Linked DNA regions of Homo sapiens: region 1 is linked to region 2. The links are chromatin contacts, found by Hi-C in ENCODE. All regions are on one chromosome and are shown on one strand. The core of a region is the stretch at or near the end of the contact, and the rest is flanking DNA. Distances in the headings are between cores, read along the strand shown.

Region 1 (3,012 bases), core at 180-2,679, 190 kb after region 2:
TTTTGGAGCCCACAATCACAAGGTCCAGAGAATGGAGCCCAGAATTTATCTTATCTGGAGAGAGGAGACTAAGGAACTATTATGAAGTAGATCCATCCCTCACACTGAAACTCAGTCACCTCTTCTACATCAACTCTTAGAACCTGGAAAGACTGTCCTATCATTTCTCTTGATCAGCGTTTCTTTCTCCTGCCTGGAAAAGTGTAGCTCCATAGAGTACCTCACGTTAGCTCCCTCCTACAGATTATAAGAATGTTATATAAGACAAGTTCTAGTGTCATGATGGCTTATGAACCCCACTTTTAAACTTTCTTTAATTTGGAGACATGTCAGTATATTTTTTCATTTTGTTTCTGGCCTCCAAGTAGTTTACTGAAAAAGTGTTTTTCCTGTTGCATTGTTATTCAATTTTAAAAAGCTTTTTACTATAGTATCTTGGAAATTTTATGTAAATTAAATTTATGTAAATGGACAGATTTTTATTAGTTCGCATTCATATTTACTCTCTGAAAAACTATTACAAACAAGCTTTGCTTTTGTAAGAGCCATACTGTCTTTTTCTTTGATAGATCATGCTTGCTTGCATGCTCAGTAGTCCTATTCTTAAGCTATGTCCTGCCTACTTTCCTGGTATGAAAATTAGAATTCTCCCTGGATCCTTTCATATGAATGGAGGCTACATGGGCACTCTGCCAGTTCTAGAGCATGAGTGACTTTGTAATCAGAGGTTACACATTTTGGGCAGCCTCGCCACAATTTCACCCTTGAATTCCTTTAGGACTCCCAGGTGGGTGCCATATGGTTCTGGTGATTTATTTACACTTCATTTGTCAGTCGGGTTCTCATGCCCTCACTGCAGTTTCAACCCTGACCTCGCTCCTGTCCATCAAGGAGGGCAAGTTGGGAAGGATTTTCATTCTTGAGGACACCACTTGTACTAAGAGTATCATCAACTGGTTCCACTGATTTGGCCCCATTGGAACAAAATAACCTTTGGGGTTGACCTTGGCATTGGCATCTCTCAGGTTTATTTTTGGTCTGATTAGTTTCCTGGTTGTTGTTCCATTTTTATGAGCCATTTCTTTCTCCAGGTTCTCTGTGAAATCTCTATCTGGTCATGCAGGGATGTTTGCTTTCTTGAGGGTCTGCTATTTTAGGTGCTGGCTTCACCCCATCTATCCTGGAATTCTAATACTGTATTTAAAAATAATAGACTGTGACTTTATAAAGTTTTCCTTTTGACGTCCCCTTAATAATCTCGCTCTCTTTCTCTGAAATTTGGCATTCGGGTTTGGGGTGCAGCTTGAGGCAGGAGCAGCACAAGCTGTAGAGAGGGAGTATTGTGCATTCTTACCAAGAGGCCTTTTGGCAATGCAGATGCGGAGCTGAGCATGCTGTCTGAGTCAGGGCAAACTCTGTTTCTGAGGCTTGTGCTCTGAGTCAGGATCTGCACCAAGGACGGCCCAAGGTCGCCAGCCTTGTGAGTATACCCCTGTCTCTGCGTGTGGCCTATGTGCAGGCTTCCTTCCACACGCCATCTCGCTACTGGCCTGACGTGCTTCCTGCGATGAGGCCAGAATCTCTGCAGGACAGACTAAGAGAATGGGCTGAAGTGGCAGCAGGAGAAACTAATTTTGCTGGAAAGTTTCTAAGGAGCCCAATTGGGAAGCTCAAGGAGAAGGTGAAACCTCTTTGGAGATATTTAGAATATCTATCTGTGTGAGCAGGAGATGCAGACCCAAGGGAAGCAAGGGCAGCTAGGGTGGGGGGATAGGAAGGGAGTTCCTAAAGCTTCTAGGCTGAAGCTTCTGCTGATCAGGATCATTTCTCCACTCCAGCAGCAAGTGCCTGACCAGAGTTGTTAAGCTAATTGTTAAATTAGAGTGGCTGGGGAAGCAAATTGCTTCATGATGGGGCTTCTCTGACTGTGTCCAAGGCTGATGTCATCTGGCCTTGTGCCTTGTTGAGGGTGTGGTGTGGGGCGGTGGGCAGGCCTGACACACGTGTTAATGAACCTTCATCCGCTGTAGCAAGCCCTTGCTCCTCGGAGGAGCCCGCATCTTCCATTGAGGGAAAATCACTCCCAACTCCTCTGTGCTTCTGTTTAATGTCCCCAACTCCTGAGTCTTGCAATGATGATATTTTAGATCATTTTCTCTAGAGGTTGTGAACTCAGTTCCCTACAGGGGCCAGACCATTAGCATAAAAGATCATAATGACCCATGTATAGATGATGAGTGGCAGCAATCAGGGACAGTAGGGGTGGTGGGGACTGTGGCAAACTGGAGGGTGGTGTCCCAGCAGCCACTCAGCCCCAGCTGATTGATGCCATGTAGGAATGTGGGCTCCATGTTGCCAGACCTTCCTGCTTCAAGAACAGCGGCAAATATGCACTTTCTTTGTGAAGTGGCCCAGTTTTTAAATGTTGAAGCTAATTAAAAGACATTGTGTTGGTCAGAGTCCATTCACAAGATGAGTTTGTCCTGTGTGCCCCTAGTTTGCAGCTTCTGATTCTGGTTCAAACTCCTCGGTTTACAGATTAGGAAACAGATCCAGAGAAGTTAAGCTTCTGGTCCAAGGTTACAGGGAGTCAGTGAAGGAGTCAGAATCACTACCTGTGGCCTCTAACTCCTGTCTGCTGCTATTCCACTTCTTGGTGCTGGTTTGGGACCAGACATTGTCTGCGCTGGGTCAGGCTGGCCAGAGGAGAGTAGACCTGGGTGGACATGGTTGTGTGATGTCTCATGTCGCATTATTATCCCTCTGCTTTTGTGAGTTGCTGAGCTCAGATGCCCCAGATGGGTGGGAAGGCTCAGGGAAGTCAGGAAGCTTTTGCAGGTAGCAGCAATGCTTAGGGAGAGGAAAAGAGTGGAGAGGATTTAGGCTGCCCCCTGGTTTGGGGCTCCTGAGGACTTAAGGCCATTCATTCCTACTCTTCATTCCTACTCTTTCCCATGCCATGCACATATGCAGGGCCACTCATTCATTCCTACTCTTTCCCATGGCATGCAC
Region 2 (3,051 bases), core at 317-2,816:
GAGAGTGGGAGAAAAAGGGGTAACCTCACTCTGGGCAGGAAGGAAAATTCCATGCTGCCCTAGAGCACTGTGGTGCCAGCAGCATCATCCTCCACAGTCCCACAGTGTGCAGGCGGGGAAGAGACTAAGAGAATCACGGAAGAGAGAAGGAGGTCAAGAATTTAAGAGAAAAGAAAACAGTTCTATTAGAACCCTAAATGCCTTGTAGGAACCTAGTAAAGTCACCAGATGCACCTACACTTCTCCCAGAGACTTGCATTGTTGATTCCTGATTCTTTGAAGTGTGGGCGGGGTTCCCCAAATGGTCCTCCTAAGCCCACCATCTGGAAATAATTTATTGATAAGTGCATTTTGACAAAAAGTATTCCATTCAGGTGGAGAAGAACACAGCCTCTCTTGGAAGGGGGATGCAGCTCCAGGGCAGGCTCTCAAAGGCTGTGGGGTGGGCGGGTCATTGCATATACTCTGGTCTTTGCACTTGGGGAGAGGAGGGATGGTAAAAACCAACGGCCTGAGGTCTGGCATCATGCCCACTGCCCAGGTGTTTCCCTACACCCACCCAGCTCCCTGAATCACAACAGCTAATTTTACTCCCTCTAGACTCTAGTAGAGCTGGGTCTTCTCCTTCTGGCTACGAAATAGAAAGTGCCCCGCACCCCAACACACACACCCCAATCTAAAAAAAATATATATCCTTGAAACCATTTCCCCATCAGCCCATCTTCACATCTGCAATGCCACTCCTAGAAATTCAGTCCTTTGGGTCTTGAAGGGTTTTAGTTCCATAAGTTCCAGGGAGGGGTCTACCTCAACCATTGACAACTCACATCTCCTGAGAAGTTTATCCAAAACTTTCCAACTGCAATCATCGGCGAACAAGGTCCCTCAACAATGGGACCCCAGTTAACGCGAAGGAGGCAGAGCGAGGTAAGGAGCTTAAATGAGGAGTATGGAGTAGGAACAAGTCTGCAAAGCCCGCGCCCCAGCTTCGCCTGGGATGGCCAGGTCTGGCACTCGCGGGCCGCCTTCCCCGCCCTACCTTCCCGGAATCACATTTGGGCTGGAAGGACCTTCACGTGGCACCCCCTTCCCAGAGGCCGTCACCGAGTCCTCTAGCGAGGGTCTGGGAGCTGGGAGAAGGGTCCGCTTCTCCTCCGCCCCTCAAATCAAAGGCACCCCCTTCGGATGATTCCTAGAAAGGCAATCGCATCAGTGTCCCCAAGCACTTCATCTCCCCAAAAGAAAACTCGTGCAGCCTGGCGTCACTGGGGTCGTCTCCTTACGCCCCTGACTCCTCGCCGCACCCCGGGGCCCCTCTCCATTAGGGGAGTCGGGAGGCACAGACGGTGGGGGTCCCAGCCCCCACCCAGAACTCCCACCCTCGGAGCCTTGACTTCCAGGGCCCGCGCCTGGACAAAAGCATGGGGCGGGCTCACTCACCCGCGCGGCGAAGGCGGCCCGGGAGCCGGGGCACCGGCGCTCGGCGGGGCGCCCCGGCCGCAGGCGCACAGCGCGGGCTCCGAGCTCGCTCAGCGCCCTGCTGCCGACCGGGCGGCGCGGGGAGCCCGCGAGGCGCGTCCGGGACTGGGCAGGGCGGGGCGGGGCGGGGCGGGGCGGGGGTGAGCGAACCGGCGAGAGAGAGAGCAAGTGGGAGAGCGGAGAGCGGACGCGCGCTGAGGAGAGCGAGTGAGAGCGCGGCGCTACGGGGTCAGGACTCAAACCACCCGCTCCAGCCCCCATGCACTGATTTGCATGACATTTGCATAGCGCTCGGGGAGTGGACCTGCTGCCCTTCCCGCCACGCCCACCCGCCTTCTGCCTCGGAGTCCGGAGCGGAGAATCCGCAGCCAAACCTAGCGCCAGACCCGGGCCCCCCTCGCACTTATCCTGCACCGCCCCAGTTAACTCCTCGCAGGCGGCGGTCAGCGGGCTGGTACTGTCTTGGTGCGTGTCTTAGTCCTACACTGGGAGACCTAGGCCTTAGGTCGGGGTCTGATGCTAGCTTCGTGAGCGTGCATGAGACACTGGCTGCCTCTGGGCCTCAGTTTTCTAATCTGTAAAATGAAGATGTCAGCGGAACCATGGGGCTAAAGTTTTAGTGCTGGAAGGTTGTCTATGTAGTTTTTTTCAGACATCCTCCAGTGGTGCAACTCAGCCCCATGGTTCCTCTGACATCCTCCCTTTGTGTGTGTTAAGAATCTCTCATTGGTTTGGAAGATACCTACAAAGTTCTTTAAATTAAAAAAGGGGAAAGGGGAGGGGGGGGAGGGGAGGGGGAGGAGGTGTTTCTGGTTTTGGCTTGCTTTATATTTAGTTTGCACCCAATATGAAATATTTTATAGCTTCTGATCTCTTCACTTGGACCTTCTTTTGTTTTTTTTAAAAAAACTGTTTACTGCAGGTTAAGGAGTGTTTTTAAAAATTTTTTAATTGTAAAATAAAACATAAATACAGAAAACCACAAAAAACAAATATATAGATATATAGACTAGTGAATTATTATAAAGGGAACATCCTTGTAATCACCACCTGGATCAAGAAATAGAACTCTGCCAGCCACCCCAGGAGCCTCTCCATGTGCCCTACCTCAATGACAACCCCCTTTCTCCCTCCTCCCAAAAGTAACCACTAACCTGACTTTCATGTAGTCACTTCTGCTGCTTTTGTTTTTCTTGGTATCTTCCAAGGGTGCACCTTACCCCTCCCCCCACTCTTTTTTTTTTTAATTTGATTTGCCTTTTCAGTCTTTTCCTTACAATTATTTGTTAAATAACTTAAGCCCTTGATCTGTGAGGTTTTCCAGAGTCTGGGGGTTGCACATTCATGAGGCAATTCAGCATGTTTCTCTGTCCTCTGTATTGACAGCAAGTTGGCAGCTGATCCAGGGTCTTCCTCAGACTGAAGTTTGATGTCTTTTGTAAGATTATAGATGGTTGTGTGTTCTTTTCTTCAAGAGGTACATGATCATGATGTCTGGTGTTTGCTCTTTTTTGAGGTTAACAGCCGTCGATGCTCAATTCCTAGATTCATTAATTAATTGAAGTTTGCAAA

What was found. A loop is a pair of places that touch in the nucleus more often than their neighbours do. Pooled maps may share reads with other maps.
Region 1: a loop to region 2 is called in a pooled map, with 8 times the contacts of the local background. The contact joins the enhancer-like site here to the promoter of MYLK in region 2. A Hi-C loop is called at or near these places in 2 of 168 maps with a recorded cell type or tissue (GM12878 and HCT116), 3 of 37 single-sample maps with no recorded cell type and 13 of 50 pooled maps.

Annotation. Positions count from the first base shown.
Region 1 is chr3:124,074,487-124,077,498 of GRCh38, forward strand. All of the region lies in intron 1 of KALRN (kalirin RhoGEF kinase), which reads left to right. Among named protein-coding and RNA genes, the nearest start is that of KALRN, 43 kb to the left of the region's middle. Within about 2 kb of position 1,430, at least 3 of the 41 ENCODE cell types and tissues checked have a DNase peak (open chromatin) inside an H3K27ac peak, as active enhancers do.
Region 2 is chr3:123,882,766-123,885,816 of GRCh38, forward strand. It overlaps MYLK (myosin light chain kinase), which reads right to left and starts at 1,567. Exons shown (of 34, transcript NM_053025.4): 1 at 1,441-1,567. It also overlaps a transcript of CCDC14 not described here. RefSeq lists a silencer at 1,447-1,606.